Linked DNA regions of Homo sapiens: regions 1 and 2 are each linked to region 3. Evidence: chromatin loops called from intact Hi-C (ENCODE). Cell type or tissue: mammary epithelial cell. All regions are shown on one strand. Links, peaks and the distances in the headings refer to the core of each region. The heading gives the core; the rest is flanking DNA. Region 1 has its middle 8.5 kb from the start of MMAA. Region 2 has its middle 52 kb from the start of OTUD4. Region 3 overlaps SMAD1 (SMAD family member 1).

What was found. Peaks named below come from ENCODE experiments on the same cell type or tissue, not always from the same donor. Only the 100,000 strongest peaks of a DNase experiment are listed, where the experiment ranks them.
Region 1: a loop joins it to region 3, with 8 times the contacts of the local background. A loop is called at or near these places in 17 of 110 quality-filtered maps.
Region 2: it touches region 3 in a loop (10-fold over the local background); 75 of 110 quality-filtered maps call a loop at or near these places.

What each region holds. Positions count from the first base shown.
Region 1 is chr4:145,605,774-145,615,923 of GRCh38, forward strand. No RefSeq gene overlaps it. Among named protein-coding and RNA genes, the nearest start is that of MMAA, 8.5 kb to the right of the region's middle. In mammary epithelial cell, for the core only: a CTCF peak has its summit at 4,227 (motif pointing left); no DNase peak of the experiment used is centred there.
Region 2 is chr4:145,227,949-145,238,098 of GRCh38, forward strand. No RefSeq gene overlaps it. Among named protein-coding and RNA genes, the nearest start is that of OTUD4, 52 kb to the left of the region's middle. RefSeq lists a silencer at 6,319-6,418. In mammary epithelial cell, for the core only: a CTCF peak has its summit at 6,344 (motif pointing right); no DNase peak of the experiment used is centred there; H3K27me3 peaks cover 227 bases.
Region 3 is chr4:145,553,047-145,563,196 of GRCh38, forward strand. SMAD1 (SMAD family member 1) reads left to right here. Exons shown (of 7, transcript NM_005900.3): 6 at 738-994; 7 at 4,745-6,130. The coding sequence ends at 4,888. Among named protein-coding and RNA genes, the nearest start is that of LINC02491, 41 kb to the right of the region's middle. In mammary epithelial cell, for the core only: a CTCF peak has its summit at 4,794 (motif pointing left); a DNase peak (open chromatin) is centred at 4,885; H3K27ac peaks cover 372 bases.

The DNA of each region.
Region 1 (10,150 bases), core at 1,029-9,028, 53 kb after region 3:
GCTCCTGGCTTCCAGTGTTTATTGTTGGTCTAAGTGAGGTTCCTTTGAAAATAATCAGTCTTCTCTTTTCCTACGGCTTCTTTTTAAGTGTTAAGTCCTTGCTTTTCTGCAATTCAGTATGTGTCAAGATGTATATTTATTTTTGGTTTCTTTCATTAGTCCTGGAAAATTCTCAGCTATTATCTCTGTTCCATATCTTTCTTTCTCTTCAACTGGAACTCTTATCAGATGTATAATAGATCTTCTTAACCTAAGAAACTCTTAAATGAAGAAGCTCTAAGCTCTGTGTTACATAAACTCTGGTTTATACTTCCTACTTCTTTTTGTCTCTGTATTCTGAATAGTTCTTACCAATCTTCAAATTCACTAATTCTCTTTTCAACTTCTTCTTGTGTGTTGTTAATTCTATCCATTGAGTTTTATATTTCAATTGTTATATTTTTTATTTCTAGAAGTTTGCTTAGTTCTCTTTTAAATATGCTAGGTTTTTAAAAAAATAGTTTCCTATTCCCTGAAAATACTTGGTTTTTCATTTTCAAAGCATAGTCATTTTATTTCCTGTAACTGGAATATTACAATATCTAAATTAATTGTATATTTGTTTCTGCTCTTTGTTGTTTTTTGCTGGGTCTTGTGCATAGTGACTTATTTCCTTGTGGTTCTTGGTTACGTTTGTCTGTGAGTTGCTTTTTGTTTTTCCTTGGAAAATTATTTTTGAGTTGTCTTAGAGGCCTAAAGTCAAGATGCCTTTGCCTCTGACTAGTGCATAGAAACACCATCAGTTTGGAAACAACTTAAAATTATGGTTTAAAGTTTTTTGGACTACCTTGGTGTTGTAAATACTGTGTGAAAAAGCCTGATGCATTCATATGCTCACAACTTTTCAGGGGTGGTTATTTTCCAGCCCTGCTCTGCTTAGAGCCAAGTTAACCTTCCTGGCAGAGGTGGAGCAGGTTCATTTCTGGTTTATCTTTTTTCCTGAGGGAATATCGTTTTGGTATCTTGGCTTTATGGCAGAAGGGCCTCCTTTTAGATCTTCACATTGTTCATCTCAAGTACACACTAGGCTTTGAGTTCTGTTTTCCGTGCTCTACAAGGCCACTGAAACCAAATTCGCTTGGTTTAGCAAATGCTTTTAGGGCAAAAGCAGTTTCAATGCTGTGCTCCTACCTTGGGTCTTTCCTCTTTTTAGGTTTTGCCCTGGAAATGTCTTACTACCTTATCATATCTTTATTGCTTAAAAGGATTCACTTTTCATGTGCTATACAGCATTTTAAGTTATTCTTTCCTTCAGCCGGGAATGTTGGTCTGAATAACCCAGCCTGCCATACAGCTGGAAGTGGAAATCTTCTTTTGTAATTATAAAAGCATATCCAAGTGTTTCTATCCCCCTTTTCATTCCTAATGTATTAGGTATTTGTGGTGTGTGTGTGTGTGTGTGTGTATTTGTGGTGTGTGTGTGTTTGTGGGTCTGTGTCTCTGCGTGTGTGTGTTTCTTAATTAGAAATCTCCAGGGCATTTATCTTTTTTTGAGACAGGGTCTCACTCTGTCATCCAGGCTGGAGTGCAGTGGCACAATCATGGCTCACTGCAGCCTCATCCTCCCAGGCCCAAGCAATCCTCCCACCTCAGCCTCCCAAGTAGCTGGGGGACCACAGGTGCATGCCATCATACCTGGCTAATTTATTTTTATTCTTTTTGTAGAGACAGGGTCTCACTATTTTGCCTAGGCTGATCTCTAACTCCTCGGCTCAAGCAACTTCCCACTTCAGCTTCCCAAAGTGCTGGGATTACAGGCATGAGTCACCGCCCTCTGTCTTCAGGGCATTTTTGTATTATTTTTTCCTTCAAAGACACAACTTTTGGTATACTTATAACTGTAATGGCTTTTATTTAATAATTCTTTAATTTTTGTCTTTATTTTTCTAATTTCCTTTTCCTTAAATAATATATTTTGTTTGAGTTCATCTTCACATGCATCCCATTTGTTTTGTAATTTTATATACTTCTTTTCTAAAGGAGCAATAATTATTGTTTTTATTTCCTTTTTGTCATATAACTTATTTGGGATAATCTCCTTCCCAAATTTCTAAATGATTGCTTTTTTCCCCTTGTTTAATCATTTGTTATTCATTTTTATTGTATTTTATTACTTTTAGAGAATGTGATCTAAGTTTTAGATTATTTTCTAAATACTGAGTTTTTAATGGCCTAATGTTATCAATTTTAGCATATATTCTACAGATCTTTGTCAAAAAGAAATAATCATATTTAGGGTCTAACATTCAAGATATACATGAACATAAATAGGTAGATAGATATTAATCTTTTAAATTATAATCTTGGAATTTTTTTGACTACTTGATTTGTCAGGTCATTAATTCAAATGACACAGTTATAAAATGAGAATCTTTCTTAGGGGTAACATGTCTAAGCAAGTTGTTATCTACACATAAAGATATTTTCCCTTATATTACTTCAGAATATTTAATATTTTCATTAACTAACAATACTTGGCAAAGCATGTGATTAGTGTCTATAACAAGATTGTTTTTTCTCACTGTCAGATTTTAATCCCCTACTTCCCTTTCAACATTGAATACATATAAACTACGCCAGAATGGTCTTTCTATGTCTTCTTTCTCCAGTAAGCAACATGATGACCGTGGGGTTTTTTGGTGTATGTGGAAGGGGAAGGTGGGTTATGTTGTGGACTGGCATCTGTGTCATATTTTGTTCTTACCAACCATACAGTTAGAACAAAATGGGCAAGAGTGTAACCTCTGAGTAGGACTTTGGAAAGTACCCCCCCCCCCAACATCCTTAATCATTATAAGACTTATTTATAGGAGTAAAATAGTTTCTCATATAAAATTTGAAAACAGCATCTGCAATATAATCAGGCAGGAGGAAAATGGTATATTTAATCACATCACTCCAAGGCAACCATTAATAACTAGTTTTGCTTCTTTCCTTCTAATATTTCTTCTAGAATTGTTTTACATAATTGAGACTCTTCTGCTATTATATAATAGGCATTTTCCATTATTAAAAATTATTTAACAGAATCATGTTTAAATGCCTTGACAATATACTATTATTTACTTAATATTTCTTTAATATTAAACTGGCATTTCCAATATCTTTGTATTATTAATTATGCTTTGGTGAATTTGTTTTCTTTCTATCCTTTTTTTTGTTTTGTTTTGAGATAGAGTCTTGCTCAGGCTGGAGTGCAGTGGCGCGATCTCAGCTCACTGCAACCTCCGCCTCCCAGGTTAATGTGATTCTTCTGCCTCAGCCTTCCAAGTAGCTGCGATTACAGGTGCCCACCAGCATGCCTCGCTAATTTTTGTATTTTTGGTAGAGACAGTGTTTCACCATGTTGGCCAGGTTGGTCTCGAACTCCTGACTTCACGTGATCTGCCTGCCTCAGCCTCCCAAAGTGCTGGGATTACAGGCGTGGGCCATAAGTAACACAGTGGATCCCTAACTTTTGGGTGCATCCAAAAGCCCTGAAAGGCCTCATTCCCCAAGTTTCAGGTTCAGTAAAAGTCTGAGCGTGGCCAAATAATTTGTATTTCTAACATTTCAGGTGATGTCAATGCTGCTGGTCCAGGGACCAAACTTGGAGAATCACTGTAATAATGACATGTAAGGATTTGTTTCAATAATTTCTGAAAAGCAATGCTTCTTCCTTCTATTGTTGTTTCCATCTTTGATAATGCAGGGAAAAATAATACTTATTTTAGATTAGAAAAGGAAGTAGTAATGTCTATTAAAGGTTTTTAAAAATCTTTTAGTCATTGGCTTTTGCTAACTCGTTTGCACTGATTGTGGAATCTTACTGGAACCATTTGACCCTGGAGCTACATCACTATACAGCTGGTCTCATTTTTTTTAAGTCACCTGCCCTCATTTAATTCATTTCCTTTGGTGTTTTCCTTCCTGTGGAAAGTCTCTGACATCTGTCCTACATACTTCCTTATGAATACAAAAGCTCATCTTTTTTATTTTTAAGTTTTATGAGTCAATTACTCTTACCCTTTTTGTATTTGTGATGTTTTCATTCCTTATGTTTTCAAAAGACACTCTAGTCTATAATTATTTATGATTGCTCTTTAAAAAAATTTTTAAACATCTTTTACTACATTCTGTTGACATATTTAGGTCTGAGCCTAATGTCAAATACTAGCAGCAGATGACTTCTCACTTCACTGGCACCATCATGTGGTGAAATTGTGCGCTACATCGAAACATTTGCCAACATGGTGCCATTTCATCACATCTTATGTATAGATAACACTGAAATTGGAACTATCATAATAAGTTAGGGAATCTGAAATAATCCTGTTACTTTAGTAAATTCACAGAAAAGTAAGCACCAATGATTAAGTATGTGGACACTGAAGTCAATTACATGAGCTCAAAGCCAGACTTTTATACTATCATGTAACATTTGGGCACATTGGTTAATCTCCCTGAGTCTCAGTTTCCCTGTATGTAAAATGGGATAACAGTAGCATCTATCTCACAGGGATGTTGACAATAGCCATAAAATAGTTTAATAATATCAGCTGCGATTAGTTGTTACCATGCCATCACATTTGATTTTCCCTTTATGTTCATACCAAGAAAAGAAAATCAGACTTCCCCTGTGAGTTTAGAAAATTATACCAAAATGGAATAATTGTTTTCAGAATTATTAGAAGTAACATGAAGTTAAAAACTGTAAAAGATAAAGGTTGAAAAAACATTTAAATAAAAGTCATTTTTTTAAAAAGGCAACTTCTGGAAAGAAAGGTCTATGAACTCTATTTACCAAGTGAAATTTGAAAATTAATCTCATTATATTAAGCATAATCGACAGTCAAAATAAACAATTGTGAAGATGAGTAACTTAAAACCTTTTTAAGGGTCAAAAATACTTTTTAAAATTAAAAGTGATTTATAGTCCCCAATCCTCTCAATGATCTATTGAAAGAGAAATGTTTAATTTTATAAATCCTTGAAAGAGATACATGTGGGACAGATCTGTATGTTGGAAATCTTTCTATTAAAAAATAAATTATTTTATCACGATAATAGTGAGAGTAGAAGAAAGCATGCAGGGTTGCTGTGATTTGAATGTGTTCCCCAAAGTTAATGTGTTGGAGGCTTCATTTCCAATGCAATGGTGTTGAGAAGTGAAACTTTTGAGAGGTGACTGGGTCCTGAGGGCTCTACTCTCATTAAGGGATGAATGGAGCCATTATTGCAGGAGTGCATAATTGTCATGGGAGTGGAGTTCCTGATAAAAGGATAAGTTCAGCCCCCTTCCCTACTCTTTTCCCTTGCCTACTCTTTCCCTCTCTTGCCCTCCAAGCCTTCCACCATGGAATGATGGAGCAAGAAGGCCTCACCAGGTGTGGGACCCTTGATTCTGGACTTCCCAGCCTCCAGAACTGTAAGGAATAATTTCTCTTCTTTATAAATTACCTAGTCTGTGGCATTCTGTTATAGAAGCACAAAACAGACTAAGACATAAAATTGGTGTTGAGGAGTGGGGCTGTTGCTACAACAAATACCTGAAAATGTAGATGTGGCTTTGGAACTGGGTAACAAATAGAGGCTGGAAGAATTTGGAGGAGCAAATAGAAAAGCCTCGACTGCTGTGAATGGAGCACTGGGCAATTCTGGTGAGAAGACAAGAACTGTGAGGAGAGCCTAATCTTCTTAAGGATTACTTAAGTGGTCATGACCAGAAGGCTGGTAGAAATATGGACAGTAGAGGCCATTCTGATGAAGTCTCAGATGGAAATAAGAAACAATGCATTGGAAACTGGATTAAAAGCTATCCGTGTTTTGCAGAAAATTGTGATGGAACTGTGTCCATTTCCTAGGACTTTGTGGAAGGCAGAACTTAAAAGAGATGAACTAAAATATCTGGTGGAAGAAGTTTCTAAGCAGCAAATTATTGAAGGAGTTGCATGGATATGTTTAACTGTATACAGCAAAATAAGATAAAATGTAAGATATGAAAGCTACACACACACACACACACACAGAGAGAGAGAGAGAGAGAGAGAGAGGGAGAGAGAGAGAGGTGATTTAGAATTTATACCGAAAGGGAAGCAGAGCAGAAAGATTAGGAAAATTTGCAGCCTGGGCATGGAGAGTGTGTTGTCCAAAACACCACCAGAATGCCTAAATGGTAGAAAGGAGAGCTTTATTGGCAATATCAGTTTGCAAACTGAGAAGAATCAATGGCATGTGCTGAAGGTGCTCTTTTTTGAAGATGAAAAGGGCAGGTTGGCCCTTATGCCTCAAAGGGCTTGTGCAGTCATACATATTCGGCAGGTTTGGGGAAAAGCTATACATATTTATGTGGAGAGTTGAGTGCATGTGCAATAGGCAGGCATATATAATGTATAACCCATGTTCACTTTGGGGTGGGGTTTTGGCATTAAAATGGGGTGAAATTTGGCTCCATGTTAAAAGGTGAACTGTAGGATACGAAGACTGTGCACAGTCTCTATAAGCTTGCTGAAACTTGCTTAAGGTCTATACTTACTCATTAGGAAAGTGTGTTTATAAGGTAGGTCTTCTGTCCAATCAGAGTTGAAGTGGTCTGAGTTGTAAATCAGAGTTTATGAGGGCTCTTGATAATTTACATGAAAGCTCCTATTGTTAGGGAGTTTAATAAGAGTGTGTTTATTCTTATAGCCATAGGAATTTAGAAGTTATCATGTCAGCTGAGCACTGAACCCTCAAAGAAAAGTATCTGTTTCTTTAAACTTGGGGTCTGTCTTAGTTGATAAAGGGGCATCTCTTTTGGTTTCTCAGGTCACAAGTAAAATAGTGTCTTTAGGACAGCAAACCGAGGATATGGCCAAGCCACTATTTGCTAAAGAGGTTAGTATGGCTAGCAGGAAACCAGGTGATATTCATCAAGACCATGGAGAATGACCTGAAAGGAATTTCAGACATCTTTGAGGCTCCCTTCCATCACAGGCCCAGAGCTCTAGAACAGAATGGTTTGGGGGGACAACCCACAGTGCCCTCCGTGGGCTTGCTGCCCAGGGCGACTTCCAGACTCTGCTCCCTGTATGCCAGTGCTGTAATCCTGTCACCCCAGCAGTGGTTCAAGCAGGCCTGGCTGTGGCTCAGGTTGCCATTCCAGAGGACACAAGCGGTAAGCCTTGGTGGCATCATGTGGTGCTGATTCTGCAGATGTGTAGAATCCAAGAGCTGTGGGGACATGGTGACTTCCACCTAGATTTCAAAGAATGTGGACAGCCCAGTAGGTCAATGCCTAGTGGTCTTGAGAGTGGGGCAGCTCCCAAGACCACAAAACTGTAGGGCTACCAGCATGCAACTCCAACCTGGGAAAGCTGGAGGCATGAAATTTCTATCTGAGCACTGCTGGGTAGACAGTCCACCAAAGCGGTAGGAATGGAGCTGCCCGAGGCCTTAGGGACCCTGCCCCATCCTGGTGTGCCCAGGATGTGGGATATGGAGTCAAAAGAGATTATTCTCCAGCTTTAAAACTCATTTTTCTTATTGGATTTTAGACTTGCTTGGGTCCTGTTACTTTCTTCTTGCCTATTTTTCCCTTTTGGAATGGGAATGTCTATCCTATGCTGTCACAACATATATATATATTTGGAAGTAGATAACTTGTTAAATTTCACAGGTTCACAACTGGAAAGGAATTTGCCTCAGGGTGAATTGTGCCTTGAATCTCACCCATACATGATTTACATGAGACTTCGGTCTTTGGACTTTTGGACTGATGTAGAACAAGACTTTTGGGACAATTGGGATAGAATGAATGTATTTTGCATGGTGAGAAGTCATAAAGTTTGAAGACTAGGGGTGGAATGCTGTGGTTTGAATGTGTCCTCTGAAATTCACGTTAGAGGCTTGATCCCCAATGCAACAGTGTTGAGAGGTGATTAGGTAATGAGGCCTCTGCCCACATAAACTGATTAATGCCACTTCACAGGAATGAGTTGGTTGTCACAGGAGTGAGTTCCGCATAAAAGGATGAAGCCAGTCCCCTCCCCACCCACCCCTCTTCCCCTCTCTTGCCCTTCCGTTTTCTGCCATGGAATGACACAGCATTAAGTCCCTCACCAGAAGTGAGCCCCTCAACCTTGCACTTCTCAGCCCCCAGAACTCTAAGAAGTAAATGTTTATTTTAATCTTTATAAATTACGCCGTCTCAGGTATTCTGTTACAGCAGCACAAAATGGACTATTTCCCCCAACCCCTTCAACACCATGTATAATCATTAAATAGAATGAGTAATCTTGCCAGAACCACAATCTTACATTCAGTTTCCAAACTGTAGTTTCCCCCAGATAGTTAGCATTGTTCAATGAATTTTTGTTATGCCATTATGCAAATGTAGTCTATGTTCATTATCTCTGTACTTATTAAATTCATCAAAAGCTGTCCAGGAACAGATTTTCTGTTTTGTCAACTACACCCATAATCTTGTTCCCAGATTTTTCATCAGTATTTTCAGACTGTGAGGGAAGGAAAGCAAGAAATGGGAACAATTTCATGAATTTTAAATATGCTGTAACTCTGTTTTAGTACAATAAAATATATAACCGCCGTCTGCAGTTGCTTCCAGCATACCCCAATCTCAGGGCAGTGCCAGGTTAGTGCAGTTGGTTAGAATGTGGCAATATGTCCATAATTATTTCCCATGTGAATCAATTGGCTTGGCTGTGCAGAGAAGAATGTCTTCAGTGTCAATCTGAACTTTTGAGGCCAGCAGTCTGGAAAATCTGTGCCTTTGATTATTGAGATTTGGAGATTTCCAAAGAACTATTATTGACTGCTAATTCCATTGTGGTTGGAGAACAATACTTTGTATGATTTTCATCCTTATAAATTGAGACTTATAACCCAGAATATGGTCTTTCTTGGCACATGTTCAGTATGCATAAATATGGCACATCTCTCCATTTATTTAGCTCTTTCATTTAAGCAATGTTTTGTCACTTTAGGGTACAGCTCTTGCATGTCTTTCATTAAACGTATTCCTAGGTATTTATAATACAGATGCTCCTCAACTTATGATGAGGTTATGTCTGAATAAACCCATCCTAAATGGAAAATACTGTAAATTGTAGGGGGGTTTTCAACTTAATATTTTCAACTTATGATGGGTTTATCTGAATGTAACCCCATTGTAACCTGAGGAGCATTCTGAATGTCTATCACTTTCACATCATTATAAAGTAAAAAAAAATCGTAAGTGAAACCCTCATAAGTCAGGGATCATCTGTACTATTATAAATGGCATATTTTAACATGTCATTTTCCAATTGCTGCTTACTAGTATATAAAGTATTTTTTTAATATATACTGAGCTTTTACCCCATGACTTCAACATCCAGTAGACGTTGAAGATTTTCCACATGTACAGTCTACAAAAACAATTTATTTAGTAGCTTTGAAAAACAGATTTTCTACATAGACCACTGTGAATAGACAGTTTTGCACTTTTGTAATATTTATCTTTTATTATTTTAATTATTTATTGTACTGTCTAGAATTTCTGATACAAAGCTGAATAGAAGTGATGAGAGCCGACAGCTTTACCTTGTTCCCAATCTTAGGATTGGATATTTCACCATTAAGCATAATAGCTATTGATCTTTCATAGATGTCCTTTATAAAGTTCTCTTTTATTTCTAGTTTTGTGATTGTTGTCATCATGAGTTAGCAATAAAATATGTCAAATGCTTTTTCCGCCATTATTAAGATTTTCTCCTTTATTAATGTTGTAAATTATTGTTGATTAATGTTGGGCAAATCTTGCATTCTGGATAAACTGCAATTGGCGATTTTATTTTATTTTTTTCTGGGTTCAATTTGCCAGTATTTTCTATAGGAATTTTGCATCTGTATTAGTGAGTAATATTAATTTGTGTTTTTTTTCCCTCTAATGTCTGTTAGATTTTTCCGAAGGTTCTGCTGTTATTCCTTCCTCCTCTATTCTCTGAGTTTACATAAAATTGACATTGTGTGTTCTTTAAATGCTGGATAGAATTCACTAACGTGGATGGTTTTCTTTGTATTTTTAAATTGCGAATTCAAATTCTGTACCAGATGTACAAATACTCAGATTTTCTATTTATTCTTCAGTGTT
Region 2 (10,150 bases), core at 1,394-9,393, 320 kb before region 3:
ACGGTTTATTTTAGTTAGCCATTCGTCTAACCTTTTTTCAAGGTTTTTAGCTTCCTTGTAATGGGTTAGAACATGCTCCTTTAGCTTGGAGAAGTTTGTAATTACTGACCTTCTGAAGCCTACTTCTGTCCACTCGTCAAAGTCATTCTCCATCCAGCTTTGTTCCATTACTGGCGAGGAGCTGTGATCCTTTGGAGGAGAAGAGGCTCTGGTTTTTAGAATTTTCAGCTTTTCTGCTCTGGTTTCTCCCCATCTTTGTGGTTTTATCTACCTTTGGTCTTTGATGTTGGTGACCTACAGATGGGGTTTTGGTGTGGATGTCCTTTTTGTTGATGTTGATGCTATTCCTTTCTGTTTGTTAGTTTTCCTTCTACAAGTCAGGTCCCTCAGCTGCAGGTCTGCTGGAGTTTGCTGGAGGTCCACTCCAGACTCTGTTTGCCTGGGTGTCACCAGCAGAGGCTGCAGAACGGCAAATATTGCAGAACAGCAAATATTGCTGCCTGATCTTTCCTCTGGAAGCTTCGTCCCAGAAGGTCACCTGTCTGTATGAGGTGCCCATTGGCTCCTACTGTAAAGTGTCTCCCAGTTAGGCTACATGGGGTTCAGGGACCCACTTGGGGACAGTCTGTCTGTTCTCAGACCTCAAAGGCCATGCTGGGAGAACCACTGCTCTCTTCAGAGCACAGTTGGAAATGTAGAAATCACCTGTCTTCTGCATCAATCGTGTTGGGAGCTGCAGACCGGAGGTGTTCCTATTCGACCATCTTGGAATGGAACCCCCATTTAGATGCATTTTGACATATGCCTATGTTATGGTTTTAATGTGTCCCCCAAAATTTCATGTGTTGGAAACTTAATTGCCTTTGTAACAGTATTCAGAAGTGGGGCCTCTAAGAGGTGAAAGATTAATGCCATTATCTTGGGAGTGGTCTCCTGATAAACAGATGAGTTTGGCTTGATTTTCTCTCTGCCTTGTATGCTTCCTTGTCATTCTGCCTTCCACTGTGGGGTGACCCTTGGCAGATGCTAGAGCACCATGCTTTTGGACTTCCCAGTCTGCAGAACCATGAGTCAAATAAATCTAAGGGCTAAGGGGGCAATATGAGGGATTGGCAATTGGAAGCTGGCAAAGGCTGAATGTGCCAGACAAAAGTAGGGTCTTAGTGGGGGCACACAACTATTGCCATACTGTAGACCTGCAGGAAGCTAGCCAGGCCTCTGCTCCTGCCTGTTGACTTCTGGAACCAACTGGAAGCCAGAAGACAGGGGATCCATGATGCATTCTGCACAGCTCAGTCACCAGAGGTTCAAAGAAGAGCCAGAAAGAATAGATAGTGGGTCTGGAGAAGCATACAGAGAATATCCATGTACAGACTTCCAACAATACCCTGTTCTCCTTATACATTAATGCCTTAAACTACTCACTTCTGATCTAGAAAGTCATAATACATGGTTTCAATCTAGAGACTAGTGGTTCTCAAAATTTTCTTTCTATACTTTCCTAATGTCAGATTATTCTAGGAAGTAAACACTCATCCAGGAGCCACATTTCCCATCCCCTTGTATGTAGGTGACACATTGAGACTGAATTGACCAATGGGAGGTGAGTATAAAGGGTTTATCCCTCTTTCAAGCTTGGCTCATGAAAAACTGCATGTTTGATCATCCATGCTCTTTTCCTCTTTAAATTGGCTGGAATGAAGGCAAACTTTACTATTATGATGTTAGGAATCATATGTTGAAGATGAAAAGGTCAAAGATGGATGAAATCTGAGTCCCTGAATCACTATTTAGAGAGCTCATAGAAACAGAAATACTTGCACTGGAAGAAAAAATAAAATACATACAAGAAACTTATTCATTAGGGAGGCGCTATGGTTTGAAAGCTTATGTCCCCCTCAAAATTCATGTTGAAACTTAAATACCCAGTGCAATGGAATTAGGTATAGAGGGCCTGTAGAAGCTGATTAGGTCATGAGGGTGGAGCTCTCATTAGTGACCTTGGGGGTGGAGAGAACTAGTCAGGCCCTCTTGCCTGTCTTCCTCCCACCATGTGAGTATGCAACAACAGAGCACCACCTATGAAGCAGAGAGCTGACTTCACCAGACACAGAACCTCCTGGCACCTTGACCTTGGACTTCCCAGCATCCAGAACTGTGAGAAATAAATTCTATTTGTTATACATAAAAAAAAAAAAGAAGGCCTGGTGCAATGGCTTATGCCTGTAATTCCAGCACTTTGGGAGGCCAAAGCAGGCAGATCACTTGAGGCCAGGAGTTCAAGACCAGCCTGGGCAACATGGTGAAACCCCGTCTCTATTCAAAATGCCAAAAAATTAGCCAGGCATGGTGGTCCCAGCTACTTGGGAGGCTGAGACTGGAGAATCGCTTGAATCCGGGAGGTGGAGGTTGCAGTGAGCTGAGATGGCACCACTGCCCTCCATCCTGGGTGACAGACCAAGACTCTGTCTCAAAAAAACAAAAACAAACAAACAAACAAAAAACAAAGAGAGAGAGATTGGTGGTTCTTAATTCCTTTGGGGTCACAGATTTTAAGATGTGCATGTAAGTACTCACACAAATTTATGTACAATATTTTGCCTCCTCAGAGACAGATAATATTTTAGTAAATAATGAATTTGATTTTTTCACTTATATTCTCAGAAAAAAAAGTGGCCAATATGTAACAACTTAAAAAATAAATCCAAATTGTGTATTTAAAATTTAAAAAAAAGAAATTCAATAGGAAATTTCTGTTAACAAGGACATTCCAAAAGTACATGGATTTTTTTTTTTTTTTTAACTTCAATAAGAACAACTTTTGGAGCGGTCACTGGCAGGTTAACATGCCAACTTTTTCAACTTTGACATTCCACAGATGTCAACTCTAACACTAATGATAGAAAGTTATGAAATCTCTGACTTCCAAGGGTGAGTAATTGCAGATGGAATCAAAATTCCCATTGCTTGCTTGCTTTTTCAAGTAAGGATTGTATCAAAAAATACCAGAATTCTCAAACAGTTTATGAGTTAGATTCTATTTGTGCCTTTTTTTTTTTCCCCAGATCATTGAGAACATCTTTGTTACTGGCACTGTCTACATGGTATTTTGAGCAGAGTTTTGCAGTGTTTCCAAGTGCTGCAGTTTCTTCCCGCAGAGAGATGGCCACTACAGACTCTAGCTGCCAGAAGAATTTCCCCCAGATCTGGAAAGTTTCTACAGTTGCTTACCTCGAATATTCACATACAGAGAGGTACTTCCTCCAAAGTGCGGTTTTCCAACAACTCCATAATGGTGAGTATGAGACCTGTAGTTAGGAGTATGGGCTCCAAATTTAGACTACCAAGGTTAAAAGCTTTGCTCCACCCCCTTGCTAACCATGGTAATTTAAGCAAGTGACTTGCCTGTTTCTTCATCAGTGAGTAAAACAGTACCTATTTGATAGGATTATTATAGGAATTAGCTTAATTCAGATAAAACCTTATAATAGGGGCATCTGCATTTTTTAGTTGTTCAAATGGCCACATATATCTGGAAGACTATGAAAAAATCTCTTCCTTGCTGTTCGTTCTTCTGTTCATTCATTCATATATTTCTAAGTATTTACTGAGCACCCACTATGTGCTCAGCATTGTGCTGTGTGCCAGAGATACAATGATCAGCTAAAATAGAATCAGTGCCTGGCCTCATTGAGCCTTCAGTCTAATGGGGAAGACAGATATTAATCAAATAGTCATAAACACACATGTAAAGTTGCTGTGGAGAAAAGGTATATTGTTCTGTGAGAAAAAATAATGGAGACTTAACCAATAAGAAAACATTGTTTAATCTGCAATCTTAAGACTAAGTAGAAGTTATCAAAGAGTTACTTACCCCAAGTTCAATTAAGTTCTATTAGACTTAACTTCCAGACAGCTGATGAATTTCCATATAGCAAAAGAAAACTTCATAATCTGCTTTTCTAAGAAAACTTCTTGAAAAGACAGAAATGCAAGGCTCTGAAGCTAAATAGGTTGATGACTTTGTGGTTGCAAGCAAAATTTTATTTGGGATTTACCTTTGACACTAATGCAAGACAATCTAGAATGGAATGAATCTCATTGCTAGTTCTCCAAGCATGCATAGTATCAATGTTTCTTTGAGTGGAAATTTTGTTTGGCCAATAAAGTTTTTACAATTTCAACACCATAGGAGGCCTTTGAACTTTCTAAAAGTGCTCCCAAAATAGAAATCCTCATTTGATGCTGTTCTTGTGCAGATAACATGGGAACTGGACCTGGCTCTGCCAACAGATGTCAATACTTTCACGATGAAGAGAAATAGCGATTCCTTCATGATCTGCTTCAAAATATTGGAATAGATTTTAGTGATTCTGGAATGGATGAGAAGATTTGACAGAAGCATTGTTTTACTTTTTAAATTTTCCTTCAAATTACAAATCAGAATAACCATTTCCAGGACATTTTGCTTCAGCAAGGTCTTTTATTTAGTCGTGCAGCAAGCGATCTTGCAGGATGACTCAAGACAATACATCTTTGTGTTGGAGAAAATCCAAGTTTTTAATGCTTTCCAATTGACCCTTTTACTAAGGCAAAAGAGGCAGACTGTGCAGTGTATTTTCAGGATGTAAGGGATCACTTCAGCTTTGTTCGGTTCCTGCTTCCATAGGTAATATGTTCAACAATGCAAGCAAAATCCAAGGGGGCAGACAGAGATAAAGAGAGATTCTTGGCCAGGCGCGGTGACTCACGCCTGTAATCCCAGCACTTTGGGAGGCCGAGGCAGACGGATCACGAGGTAAGGAGATCGAGACCATCCTGGCTAACACGGTGAAACCCCGTCTCTACTAAAAATACAAAAAATTAGCCGGGCATGGTGGCAGGCGCCTGTAGTCCCAGCTACTTGGGAGGCTGAGGCAGAAGAATGGCGTGAACCCGGAAGGCGGAGCTTGCAGTGAGCCGAGATTGTGCCACTGCACTCCAACCTGGGCGACAGAGTGAGGCTCCGTCTCAAGAAAAAAAAAAAAAAAAAAAAAAAAAAAGCGAGATTTTTGCTGGGCACGGTAGCTCATGCCTGTAATCCCAGCACTTTGAGAGGCCAAGGCGGGTGATCATGAGGTCAGGAGATTGAGACCATCCTAACTAACACGGTGAAACCCCATCTCTACTAAAAATAAAAAAAAATTATCCAGGCGTGGTGGTGGGCGCCTGTAGTCCCAGCTACTGGGGAGCCTGAGGCAGGAGAATCGCTTGAACCTGGAGGCGGGTGCAGTGAGCTGAGATTGCGCCACTGCACTCCAGCCTGGGCGACAGAGCGAGACTCGGTCTCAAAAAAAAAAAAGAGGGATTCTTTTTTTTTGGTGATATATCCTAGCCTAAACTGATATTAAGGTATAAACAGATGTTCATAATCATGTTTCATTTTCAATTCATGTCAAAGAATGGCCTGGTAAATATTATAACAGGCCAATGACACCAATAATGTACCAAACTGTAATTTTGCATACTGCTTTTTACTTATTTATTATGAAACAATGCTTTCATAAAATGTTATACAAAAAGTTTTTCTCCCCAAAATATAGTTTTAAATATTGGGGAAGACGTACAAAAAAAGTATATTTTTCCCCAGGTTTGTGGATCCTCTAGAAGTCATCCATTAGTTCTCTGGCTTATAAACCAAGGGCTAACAACTTCATCTATCAATAAGGCTTTAATCTTCTGATACTAATCTATCTCTTCACTTTTACCTTCATCTATTAAGTATAATTGTCTGAAGTGAGACAGGAAATAATTAAAATAACTTGGAGCAGCAATTTCTAAACTGTGGTGCAAAGGGACACTGACGGCCCCTGGAAAAAACTCATCTTTCCCTTTGCCATTTCCTCCTCTCTCTCCAGACTTTTTTTAAAATCCCAATGTTTCTCTGAAATTGTGATGAATCTCTCAAGAGTTTTTGTGTATGAAGATTGACCACTTGCACATCTGAGAGAATATTGCCTTCTCCTAGCAGGGAGTTTTGACCTATGTGGGGTTTGGGAACACTTACAGCATTCAAAGATCCCCTTTAAAAGGGGTCTGGAACCCAAAGCTCCATTTTAATTTACACATCCTGTGTATCGTCTGTTACAGTTCTTTCTTTTCATGCTATGACTCTTCATCCTGCCCTTGCTCTGATTTTTACTGAAGACCAGCTACTTCAGCCTGTTCATGCATGATCACTTTTTCTGGTATTCTTTTTCCTTCCTCATGTTAAATCCTCATGTTCTTAAGTTTTCTAATTTGTGACCTTCTCATTTACTCTAAGCCTGGCCCTATATGGAGAGCTTCATCCTCCCAGCAGGGGTCACCATAGTTCCTTCCTGGAGAGCCTATAGGTATCATGTTAAAGAATCCACCCTCTGGTCTTTATACAGTTCCAGTTTCTATAGAACATTATAAACACTAAGGCTCAACATTCACATTGTATTCATGTCTGTCCTGATTTAATATTGACTAACACTTTAAACACTTTTTGAAGCAAGTAATGTTATTTTAAAATCGTATGTATTTGTTTTTGTTATAAATTCCTGGATGGACAGGAAAGATAACCCCCACATCATGCCTCATACATTGTAGATTAAAGTTCTTATCCTTAGATACAAATGTATAAAAAACAAAATTACTGTACTTTTTTGTTCTTTTTTTCTTCAATCTATACTTTCTCCTAATAAATTGGAGATATTTGAAGCACTTAGAAATTTGAAGCACTTAGAATCTAAGTATTTGAAGCACTTAGAATCTAAATGATGTAATATAAATAAGATTAAATTAGAATATATTTAATTGTTTTTTAGAATCAAGCATTCTCTTTAAAATTCTTTTCTATATTTATGCCATTTTAACTCATTGCATTGATTTTTAAAAAAATTACACAAATGAAAAAGAACCAGGAAAAGTTAGCTATGTGGTAGTTATGGAAACATAATAAAGTGATTATTTGAGTGAAACTCAGGGAGCAACTTGACTTAAACAAAGATATCACACCACCAATTCTACCTTCTCATTTGTGCATTATTAAATTAGATCATTCCTACAAGCATCAAATATACTATTGTTTTTCTAATCTTAAACAAATATGACTCTTTTTTTTTTTTTTTTTTTTGAGACAGAGTGTCACTCTGTTGCCCAGACTAGAGTGTAGTGGTGTGACCTTGGCTCACTGCAATCTTTGCCTCCTGGGTTCAAGCAATTCTCCTGCCTTAGCCTCCTAAGCAGCTGGGACTACAGGTGCGTGCCATCATGCCCAGCTAATTTTTGTATTTTTAGCAAAGACAAGGTTTTGCCATGTTGACCTGGTCTCGAACTCTTGACCTCAAGTGATCTGTCCACCTCGGCCTCTCAAACTGCTGGATTACAGGTGTGAGCCACCATGCCCAGCCAATACAACTTCTTTTGAGCCTACTTCTCCAGCTACTGCCCTGTGTCTCTGCCCTCCTCTGCAGCAAAAATTACTTGAAAAAGTTGCTTATACTTTCTGTCTTCTTCTTATTCAAATCAGGCTTTTCCCCACCTGCCCCTGAACTTGCTCTCGTCAGGGTAACCAGTGACCTCCATGTTGCTAAATCCAATGGCCGCTTCTCAGTTCTCCTCTAATTTGGCCTATGGGCAGCATTTGGCAAACATTTTCTTCACTTGCTTCCAAGACACCACAGAGGCTGGTTGTCCTGTTACTTAGTTGATCCTTCATGGCTGATCTCTTTCTGTATCCTCTTCCTCTTCCTGAACATTAGCATGCTAGAATTCCATAGGCTCTGGCATGGTCCTCTACTCTCCTCTACCTCCATTCACTTCCCAAGTGATCTCATCCAGTTCCATGACTTTAAATATCATCTGTTCCCTAAGAAATTTTGCTCAACTGCTGATAACAAAGATCCAATTACAGCAGCTTTGACACAAAATAGTTCATTCTCTTCCATATTAGGAGTCAGAAGGAGGCCATCCACAGCTGATATGGCATATTCACAAGGTCATCAGAAACTCAGGCTGCTTCTGACTTTCTGTTCCATCATCTTAGCACGTGGCTTATATTCTCAAGTCTGGGACTACAGGCACGCACCACCACATCCAGCTGATTTTTGTATTTTTAGTTGAGATGGGGTTTCACCATGTTGGCCAGGATGGTCTCAATCTCTTGATCTCGTGATCCTCCCACCTCGGCATCCCAAAGTGTTGCGATTACAGGTGTGAGCCACTGCTCCCTGCCTAAATGTGAAGTTCTAAGGGGGAAGAGGAAAAAGAATATTTGGTAAGTACCTAGTAGTTTCTGCCATAACATCAATATATCAAAGAGTCCCATATTCATATTTCCAGCCCTGCACTCTTCTCCAAGCCTCAAGACCACTTACTGTGCTTGGATGCACACTTGGCAACTAAAACTTAACATGAGCAAAGCATTGCCTTTGTAATGGAGACTCAAAGATGAATGACTGTGAGTTGAGGGAAGAATGAGGAGTGAGAAAGTGAAGACAGTGAATACAGTATAGAGAACTCTTTCAGGAGTTTTGATAGAAAGAAGAGCAGAGGAACAGAAAAATGGGAAGTAGCTGGAGGAGAATGTAAAATCTCAGGAGAATTTTGTTTCATTTTATAAAAAGAATAATATTTCAACCTATTAGTATAATAATGGGAGTGGTTTAGGAAAGAAGAAATGAATGACTCAGGGAAAGGGGAATAATTGTAGGAGTAAAGTCCTCAAGAAGACGGGGGAGACAAAATACAAAGCACAAATGAGATCAGCATTTGATGTAAATGACAGAGAAAGCAGAGTATGGGGGCACAACTTATAGGCAAGACGGCTCACTGAGTTTAAGCTTCGATAACGCACTTTGCTCCAAATACATGACAAAAATAGATCAAATGTAAAAAAAAGATAAGTCTAGGATAAAAAATAAGACAAACATCTCCTAAATGAAAATAGAACAAAAATGTCAAAGTGGCTAGACTGAAGTCACAAAGTTTATGGAAAATCCAGAAAGCATAAAGTACTGGTTAGGATTTCAGCTCCTGAGGGGCAGAGGACACTAAACTTGCTCCATGAGAAACTGAATCCAGTTTTACAGCTTGAAAACTCTTCTATTCTCAGGAGTGAGGCTGGAAAAAATTACATTTATTTATCTATTTTTTAGAGATGGGTTTCACTCTGTCACCCAGGCTGGAGTGTAAAGCTATTCACAGGTTCAATCATGGCTCACTGCAGCCTTGAACTTTTGGCCTCAAGTGATCCTCCTGCCTCAGCCTCCTGAATAGTGGGGACTACAGATGTGTGCCACCATGCCTGGCTCTGAAAAAATATTAAAACTCTGCATGACTTGTATTTGGAGATGTGGCTTTTAGAAAGCTGTGGACCTAAGGAGAAGGGGGTGCATAGATACAATCTCACAATCAAAAATTGAGTCAAAATACCTAATTGCTCTATGACTAGACCTATGGAGTCCTCAATATCACCTTGTAGACAAAATTTCAAGCTGGAACAGTTGGATTTGGTTTCTGATTGAAGGTCTGCTGACAGAATGAGTTCATGGTTAAGGCATGGGGGAAGGGCAGAAAAAAATGTTAAAAGCTTGCAAATGTTTCAATATGAGCCTGAAAAGCCAAATTCCAAAAAACATGGGTAGGTCTAATGCTCAGCAAGAAAGTCAACAAAATCAATAATTAGAATGTGAATTGCCTGTAGATAAAAATTAATTTTACCTCTGGAGCAGCTTGATAATCTTTTTTAAAAAAATTATTATTATACTTTAAGTTCTGGGATACATGTGCAGAACGTGCAGGTTTGTTACATAGGTATACACACGCCATGGTAGTTTGCTGCACCCATCAACCCATCATCTACATTAGGTATTTCTTTTTTTCTTTCTTTCTTTTTTGAGATGGGGTTTTGCTCTTGTTGCCCAGGCTGGAGTGCAGTGGTGCAATCTCGGCTCACTGCAACCTCTGCCTCCCAGGTTCAAGCGATTCTCCCATGTCAGCCTCTCACATAGCTGGGATTACAGGCTCCTGCCACCATGCTGGGCTAATTTTTGTATTTTTAGTAGAGACGGGGTTTTGCCATGTTGCTCAGGCTGGTCTTGAACTCTTGACCTCAGGTGATACGTCCACCTTGGCCACCCAA
Region 3 (10,150 bases), core at 654-8,653:
GTGTGCACCCCTATGCCTGGCTAATTTTTTGTATTTTTTTTTTTTTTTGTGGAGATGGGGTTTCACCGTGCTGCCCAGGCTGGTCTTGAACTGAGCTCAAGCAACCTGTCCACCATGGCTTCCCAAAGTGCTGAGATTACAGGCGTGAACAACTGTGCCTGGCCTATTACTATTTTTAAAACATTTTGTTATGTTATTTTCTAGAAACCTCCTAGATACTGTATTAAGTAATGCGGTTAACTAAGATTTTTATCAGTCATACATCAGCCATCCCCAGTCTTTTTGGCACCAGGGACCAGTTTCATGGAAGACAATTTTTCCACAGGGGATGGGAAAGGGATAGTTTCAGGATGAAACTGTTCCACTTCAGATCATCAGGCATTAGATTCTCATAAGGAGCACGCAACCTTGATCCCTCCCATGCACAGTTCACCATAGGGTTCATGCTTCTATGAGAATCTAATGCTGCCGCTGATCTAACAGGAGGTGGAGCTCAGGCTGTAATGCTTGCTCACTCACCTCCTGCTATGTGGCCTGGTTTCTAACAGGCCACGGACTGATACTGGTCCATGGCCCCGGGGGTTGGGAACTCCTGTTGTACAGGACCTAGAGAATAGCTAGCTAACTAGCCAAAGTTTAAATCCATGTATATTTAAGTTTCTGTGTTGAAGCTGCACAGGTGCCTTTGAGCTGTAAAAATTAATAATAACTAAATGGTATGCTTTGTCTTCCTATAGGAGTTCATCTTTATTATGTTGGAGGGGAGGTGTATGCCGAATGCCTTAGTGACAGTAGCATCTTTGTGCAAAGTCGGAACTGCAACTACCATCATGGATTTCATCCTACTACTGTTTGCAAGATCCCTAGTGGGTGTAGTCTGAAAATTTTTAACAACCAAGAATTTGCTCAGTTATTGGCACAGTCTGTGAACCATGGATTTGAGACAGTCTATGAGCTTACAAAAATGTGTACTATACGTATGAGCTTTGTGAAGGTAAGTGAGCTCCGACTCCTCCATTTAGGGCCTAACATACTTTTGCTGTGCTTTTTTTTTTTTTTTTTGGCGATATATGAATCTATATCCTCTTGATAACATATTATCATATTAGCTGACTTATTATCTAGGCATTTTTAAACTTTAACAAAAATTTCAATTATTAGGAAAATATCATTGGAACATAGGAGTACTTGTATTAAATATCAATAGCAGTAGGTTTTACTAGCCTTTTCCTTATTCAGATAGCACCGCTTTAGCTATTGTATTACCAGTAGAATATGTTATGTTATATATTTAACATATAATTTAAATACATGGTTGTTTTACGAGATCAGTTGAGTAAGCATATCTTCCTTCCTTTTCATTCTTTGTTTTTTGTACTTTTATGATGGTAATGCTTGTTTTTGTTTCAACAGTAAGCAAGTGATCTTTTTGTAAAAATTAAAGTTCATCACATTGGAAATTGTGTTTGGTCAGGTTTTTTTTAGTGGTTTCAGTAAGCTTCATGATTTTCTTACAATTCAGAAGTTAATAAGGCCCTTGCCCAAGATAAATAGATGCCTTAGCTCAAAGATTGCATTGTAAGGTTTGATGAGGGAAGAGGTTAAAGACATTGCTCATAATAATTGATCTTTTTGCTGTCTCATGTTCTGCCTCTGAGAAATAAAAATTTTTAAGATGCCATTGAAATCTTAAAAACCTTAAATGTCTGATTAGATTTCTGAGTCAGTGACTTTTCTAGTAACTGACCTGTCTCTGAATTCTCAAAAATAAATTTCATTCTCTCGTACTTTGAGAAACAGAACTAATTATATGTTTGAGTGAGGCAATTATCTTTTATGTCTTCTCTTCAGAAGCTCACCAAACTTGTTGTTAAACCTGTTTTGTAATGTATTTATTACTGAGGATAATTTTGGAGCCTTACTTGTTAATCATCCCTTAGATCAAAGATATCTTTTCCTGAATATAGTTACTTTTCCTACTTATTTAAAGCATCTTAGATTTTCAGTGTGTTCCCTTAGTGTTTGTTTTTGTGTGTTTGTTTGTTTGTTTGCTTGTTTGCTTTTTGCAGTATACTTCAACAGTTATTTGTAGTTGAGTCTGGTACCTTGTTAGTATTAAGAAAATTTTTTTACCCTTTAAAGAGGTTAACCTATATGTTATGTACATATGGGACTACAAAGAACTATCTTATTCATTGTTAACATGTGCTGTTTAATTTTTGACTTAGCATTTGGCTCAAATGATTTTTAAAATAAGAACAGTGACCTGCCAGAAGTGTTTTTGTTTATTGTTTTAATTGGTATGGAGGAAAGAACAGCTCTTGAGAGTCGAGATGCGGTTTCCAGTTTTTTCTGCCATTTTAACTGTGTGATTAAGGCACAGATTTCTTCTCTGGTTCTCAGGTTTATCGTCTTTGAAATGGGGGTGGATGGAGTTGAGAACTGTGGTAATTATTACTGAGGTCCCTCAGTGAGTCTGTTATTGAAGGACCACTCTAAGAGAATTTATTACTTTAATGTTCCAATTAGCTTTCTGCTCAAACTCATTTCTTATTGTTTACCCAATCAATTTTAATTATTTTACTTTTGTAGAGTTTTAATAATTTACTTTTACACAAGTAAAAACAACCTTTACACTAATAAAAGGTATTTATAATGCAAAGTTATGCATTCAAAATTTATTAGATTTCATTCATTCAGCAGATATTTTAGCACTATTTCAGAGAAGTAATACAAAGATGAAAAAGCACCTAAAGTCTCTTATCATCAAGATCCTTATGCCCTAGTATATCTTTAATTATAATCTGATAAGCACTAGAATGGAGAGTTATACAAGATATAATGAACTTAGCCTGGAAGTTGGATTTGGAGAGCTGAAGGTAAATATTATTTAAAAATCCTGCTGAATGTTAAAGAAAAGTTGTTTATCATATGTTAGCAACAAAAAATTTGCACACTGTTTTTACAAAACTGTTCTTTATTATAAGGACTGCATACTTTGTCCTCTCCCATTCAACATTTTAAAGAAATTAGAACATTTTACTAACAATAGCCAATCTTGTGCTGTTTTTAAAATGATCATTTTTGGATATTAACATAAAACACATTTTATAAATTATTTGTACTTTAAATTCTATGTCTGAAAATTCCAAGTCAGCTCAGCTGAACACATATTTATAGAGCTTCTGCTTTCTGTCATTATGCTGTATATTGGAGGTAAAGATAAATTCCTGCCTTCAAAGATCTTGCTATCTGATGGAGGAAACCTGCACATAAGCCTGTAAATTAATTTTAGGAGTTTGTTTATATTTACAAATGCATGAGTGTACATACATCTATGTAGATATATATATATCTACATAGATGTAGTTCATACAAGTTCTGATGTTCAGATATATTTTCTTTTTTCTTCTTTTTTTTCTTTTTTCTTAAGACAGTCTCGCTCTGTCGCCCAGGCTGGAGTGCAATGGTGTGATCTCGGCTCACTGCAACCTCTGCCTCCCAGCTTCAAGCAATTCTCCTGCCTCAGCCTCCCAAGCATGCTGGGATTACAGGCGTGTGGCCACCGCACCCAGCTAATTTCTATATTTTTAGTAGAGACAGAGTTTTGCCATGTTGTCCAGGCTGATCTCAAACTCCTGACCCCAAGTGATCACCTGCCTGAGACAGAGTCTCTCTCTGTCACCGACGCCAGAGTGCAGTGGCGTGATCTTGACTCACAACAACTTCCGCCTCCTGGATTCAAGTGATTCTCATGCCTGAGCCTCCCAAGTAGCAGGGATTACAGGGATACACCACCACACCTCGTTTTAGTAGAGACGGGGTTTCACCATTTTGGCCAGGCTGGTTTCGAACTCCCGACCTCAGGTGATCTGTCCATCTCGGCCTCCCAAAGTGCTGGGATTACAGGTGTGAGCCACCGCGCCTGGCCCCAGATGTATTTCTTAAAACTACGGGAGTAGATAGATAGCAGAAATAAATAGAACCCAACCTTCTCTGATATTCCTCATGAAACAGTGATTAAAGGATTAATCAGAACTTCACATTCATTGTCCACCCTCACCAATGAGTTTTTGATCTTTGCAGTAGCAGTTACTTTTCTCTTTTTCATAGTGACTTTATTCTATGGAACTGTATTGTCTTAATGCACTAATTCTGCCAAGCTACCTTCTTGTACAAATGAATGATAGAATGTATTGATTCATGGCAATGGCTAGGTGTCAATAATAGCTTTTTGGATACTTGAATGTACTCCTGCCCGTTTTGCTCAGAGATTGAAAGATCAAGAGCTGTGTGTTGATAGGGGGACCTTCAGTGGCTGAATAGGGAAGAAATTGAATGTCATTCTGTCTAGCATAGCTTTTTTGTTTTATTTTCTTGATGATAAAATGAGAATTTAATAATAGCTATTACATTACTATCAGTAATGGGCAATTAAAAGTTTTAAAGTGTCTTTATTAAGATAACTTTATAATGTATTTTAAAACCTTCATTCCTCAAGACCAGCAATTCTTATTGGAATCCATGGATGGACCCTGGGGAGCTAACATCCATCCCTTGAAATTGCCTGCGAAATTATGCGTGCGTTTGTGCATGTGTGTTTTTTTCTCCCCAGGGGCGGGGGGGTCAGGGAGGAAAGATGCATAGCTTTAATCAGAGTCTTTGGTTATGTGAACTCTTCTTACTTAATAAGTTTAACCACTGAGTTAAACAAGTTAAATGACCTCCAGTATGTTTTTCCTAGGGCTGGGGAGCAGAATACCACCGCCAGGATGTTACTAGCACCCCCTGCTGGATTGAGATACATCTGCACGGCCCCCTCCAGTGGCTGGATAAAGTTCTTACTCAAATGGGTTCACCTCATAATCCTATTTCATCTGTATCTTAAATGGCCCCAGGCATCTGCCTCTGGAAAACTATTGAGCCTTGCATGTACTTGAAGGATGGATGAGTCAGACACGATTGAGAACTGACAAAGGAGCCTTGATAATACTTGACCTCTGTGACCAACTGTTGGATTCAGAAATTTAAACAAAAAAAAAAAAAAACACACACACCTTGGTAACATACTGTTGATATCAAGAACCTGTTTAGTTTACATTGTAACATTCTATTGTAAAATCAACTAAAATTCAGACTTTTAGCAGGACTTTGTGTACAGTTAAAGGAGAGATGGCCAAGCCAGGGACAAATTGTCTATTAGAAAACGGTCCTAAGAGATTCTTTGGTGTTTGGCACTTTAAGGTCATCGTTGGGCAGAAGTTTAGCATTAATAGTTGTTCTGAAACGTGTTTTATCAGGTTTAGAGCCCATGTTGAGTCTTCTTTTCATGGGTTTTCATAATATTTTAAAACTATTTGTTTAGCGATGGTTTTGTTCGTTTAAGTAAAGGTTAATCTTGATGATATACATAATAATCTTTCTAAAATTGTATGCTGACCATACTTGCTGTCAGAATAATGCTAGGCATATGCTTTTTGCTAAATATGTATGTACAGAGTATTTGGAAGTTAAGAATTGATTAGACTAGTGAATTTAGGAGTATTTGAGGTGGGTGGGGGGAAGAGGGAAATGACAACTGCAAATGTAGACTATACTGTAAAAATTCAGTTTGTTGCTTTAAAGAAACAAACTGATACCTGAATTTTGCTGTGTTTCCATTTTTTAGAGATTTTTATCATTTTTTTCTCTCTCGGCATTCTTTTTTCTCATACTCTTCAAAAAGCAGTTCTGCAGCTGGTTAATTCATGTAACTGTGAGAGCAAATGAATAATTCCTGCTATTCTGAAATTGCCTACATGTTTCAATACCAGTTATATGGAGTGCTTGAATTTAATAAGCAGTTTTTACGGAGTTTACAGTACAGAAATAGGCTTTAATTTTCAAGTGAATTTTTTGCCAAACTTAGTAACTCTGTTAAATATTTGGAGGATTTAAAGAACATCCCAGTTTGAATTCATTTCAAACTTTTTAAATTTTTTTGTACTATGTTTGGTTTTATTTTCCTTCTGTTAATCTTTTGTATTCACTTATGCTCTCGTACATTGAGTACTTTTATTCCAAAACTAGTGGGTTTTCTCTACTGGAAATTTTCAATAAACCTGTCATTATTGCTTACTTTGATTAAAAATTTGTCATTTCCTTTATTCACCTACTAGATTTTAGGATCAGTAAAGTTTGCTACTCTTCTGAGAATTTTTTTCTCAAATATCCTCCACCAAACATGAATGAAATTACTAATACAGAGACTCGAACACAGCAGCATGAAGAGACCGGAGCCAATTTAAATCAAAACAAAGGACATGTACACCTTGAAAAATTGAGAAAAACTACCAAAATCTAAGTGTATAAACTTTTTAATTTTAGAAATTACAGCAGCAGCACTTTTTGGTTAGTACCATGCAGTCAACCAAAGCAGCAATTTCTAAACTTCAGATGAAGATACAAGCGTGACTGTGGGAGGAGGTAATAAAGGGGGAGGGATGAGAACTCACACTGCAGCAGGAGAAGATGACTACCTTTGCAGTCTACTTAAGGCTGGGATGATCCCAACACTACCCATTCCCCCACAAAAAAGTTTACCAATGAGGGACACAGATTGAAGGACACTTAGATTATTTCTTGGCCCAATAGATGCTATTCTTTCTCCTTTACATTTTTATGTGTCTTTCCTGGAGTGTGTTTATGAGACCTGAAATTTAAGGACCATCCCTTTTTAAACCTAGTTTTAAAGAAAAGAATGCCTTGCTTTTTCACCCCCAAAATACATTTATTCCCTAAACTATGACCAAGGAAAAATTTCTACTGCTGCTTTTTGTGTCCAAAAAACATCATGATATAATTAGAGAACGCCCCAGACAGAGGTCCTACATTATAACACAAATTCATGCACATCTTTGCTGGGTCACTTAACTTCTGTGAATCTCTGTTTCTTCATTTGTCAAGTGGAAATAATATAGTTGTGCCTTGTCACAAAATTGAGGTGAAGATGCCTTAAAAATGCATCTGCCATGCAAGTATGGGGATCACTTGAACTCTCCCATACGCTCTATTTTCCACTTACCTAAGTCATTTCAAGCTCAGTCAATCTAGATAATAGTGACTGGTGAGATATAATAAAAGTTGATATTAAAATTATTAAGCTTAACAGTGAAGTAAAGAGATAATGCAGGCTAGGATTCCTCATCCTTTTCCTAGTGAAAAGCCAATTTTGAGTTCCCATGGTTGCCTGGTGGGACAGTTAGGCAAGTTGTTAGTTGGGTGTAGCAATGCTGGTAGCCAGCTTGAAGTTCTATCAGATAAAACACCAGGATCATCCAGTAAATTGAAATCTCCTGGTTGGGGACCTGTGGAGTTTGCAACATGGTGCATAAGTAGGTCCCTCATGGTTAAGTGCAACTCTATGTATTTTTGGTGAAATCTTAGGAAGACCATTGTCATCAGCCATAGGAGGCTATTAAGTCTCTTGGAAAGGTTTAATTAAAGGAATGGAAAAAATCAACTATTAGAAGTGGAGGGCCCTAGAGCTCTTGCCTCATTCTTGATTTAATAGTATTTGACTTCCATCAAGTTTTTTAGTTTTTCTGCACCTGTTTCCTTATCTGTAAAATGGAGACAATAAAGCCTACCTCCTGGGGTTATCATGAAGTTTAAGCCGATACATGCAAAGCAATTAGAACCTCTTAATAAGTGTTAATACAGCCAGCTAAATCTGGCTGGGAAGACACCTGAAAGGAATTTCATTCAAGAGATGTTTGATGAAGACCTACTTACCTTTGAAGTATTTAATAAACACAGTGGAAGATTTTATCTTTGAGGAACTCAGAGTCTAGAGAGAGAAACCTGGAGAAAGAAAACTAGCAATGCTTGAGTGCCTAGCCTATTGTGTTCCAGGACTCTGCAAGGGATTCCCAAACATTGTCTGTCATCCTCCCAAGGACATATGAGATACTACTCTGTCCCCAACTCCTTATACCATTTTTCTTGCTTTTTTTTTTTTTTTTTTTTTTTCTTTTTTTTTGAGAAGGAGTTTCGCTCTTGTTGCCCTGGCTGGGGTACAATGGCGCAACCTCGGCTCACCACAACTTCCGCCTCCCGGGTTCAAGTGATTCTCCTGCCTCAGCCTCCCGTGTAGCTGGGATTACAGGCATGCACCACCATGCCTGGCTAATTTTGTATTTTTAGTAGAGACGGGATTTCTCCATGTTAGTCAGGCTGGTCTTGAACTCCCGACCTCAGGTGATCCGCCCGCCTCAGCCTCCCAAAGTGCTGGGATTACAGGCATGAACCACTGCACTTGGCAGTCATTTTTCTTATAAATGAGGAAATTTAACTCAGAAGCTAAATAAGTTGCCCAAAGTCACCTAGCTAGTTAGTGTGGAAGAGTTTCAATTCAGATCTGACTTTAAAATCTAGAGTTAATTCTATTAAATACTATATTCTTCTTTCTCGTGAGTTTACAGTCACATGTACTTACTATAAAATAAAGTAGAATGAAGAGCACAGAGGGAAGAAGAAGTAGTTCAGACTTGGTTGGATGGAGATCAGTGGAGTTTTTACAGAGGAAGTGGCATTTAAGATTGAGCTTGAATGATGGGAAGCATTTTGATAATTGGAGGAACTTGTGGGCAGGAGAAGACTCCAAGACAGATACCTGTTGTTTGCCATGCCCCAGCATCTACCCCCCAATTTTTAAAGATGTGCCTCCCGGCCTCAGGGTGACTGGGATTTATCATACTGCATGACATATCCCCTCTGGCTACTGTTGGGAATCTGCTCTTTGGGAATTCTGGAGCTAGAAGTAAAGTCTCTGCATGGCTGAAGATACAGTAAACCTTAGGCATTGTCCCCTGTCATCTCACCTGCTACATGGGCTGGAGACAAGAAAGAAGAGACAGAAATCTCAGGGCATCCAGTGTCCTGGGCCTAGGATTTACCAAGACCTGCCACATTTCTGTTCTTTGCTGTCCTTGGATACACCAGAATCTGTACAGATGCCCCCCTCCCCTCGCCTTTTGCTTAGTGTAGTTTCAGTTGGGTTTTTGTTCCTTAGAAGCAAATGAGGATTAAGTAATACAGTATGAAAATGTTTGACTTTTTAAAAAAAGATCTTTTTTAAATAGATCATTTTCTTTTAACCAAAATAATACTTGTTCATGAAAGATTTTTAAAGTATGGAATAAACAAGCAGAGTCACGCAGCGGAAGCGTACCAGGCCCATAAAGTACGGGATGAACAAAAAGAAGAAACCTAAAATTACCTGTATTAACCCATGATAATTGAATTAGTTTATCCTTGCACTAGGTGATGATAACCTGGCATAGAGATAGCATGCTATAGGAAATGCAAGTCTAGAGGTTAGTTGGATTACTTGCTTAGTAAAAAGATGATGATTGACTCCATTTTTAAAGCAGTTATTGAGTACTAATCCTGTGTTAGCCACTGTATTAGGTGAAAAAAGTGAATAAATCTCAGCCCAGCCCTCAAGGGGCCTGAACTCTAATGGGAAAGACAGACAAGTAAATAGACTGATGGCACAGTGCCATGATAGCAAGGGGCACAGAACAGTACATAACCCAGACAGGAGTAAGGGGAGACTTCTCAGAGGAGTAATGCCTCAGAACTGAGTCTTGCTGTGATAATAGGTATTACACAGCAAGGAATGGGGAGGAGGAAATGTGTACCAGGCAGAAAATAAGGCAAGACTGTTGGGAACAACCAGTAATTCTGCGTAGCTGGGGTGTAGGACAATTATATGCAATGGTAAGTAAGAGAATGGAGAGGTAGGAAGGGGCCAAGCCATTAAGAATCTTGTGTATGTTCTGCTAAGAAATGGGATGTTTCCCAAGGATTTTAGCTCCTAGGGATCTCAACCCAAGGATCAAACAGAACAGGAGCCAGGAGAAAACCAACAGCCAAGCATACACATAAGGGGGAGAAAGGAGCTAACAGAGTGAGAAATAATCATAGAAGCCAAGGAAAGCATTTCAACAAGCAGGGCTTGATTTACAAGATAGAGAAGGATGGAATTTAGAAGAACTTTACACTTAGTAACTAGGAAGTCTTTGATAACCTTAAAGTTTTGTAGGAGTGCGGCATAAAGCCAGATTACAAGGGACTAAAAAAAGTGGAGGAAAGAGTTTCTTCTTTT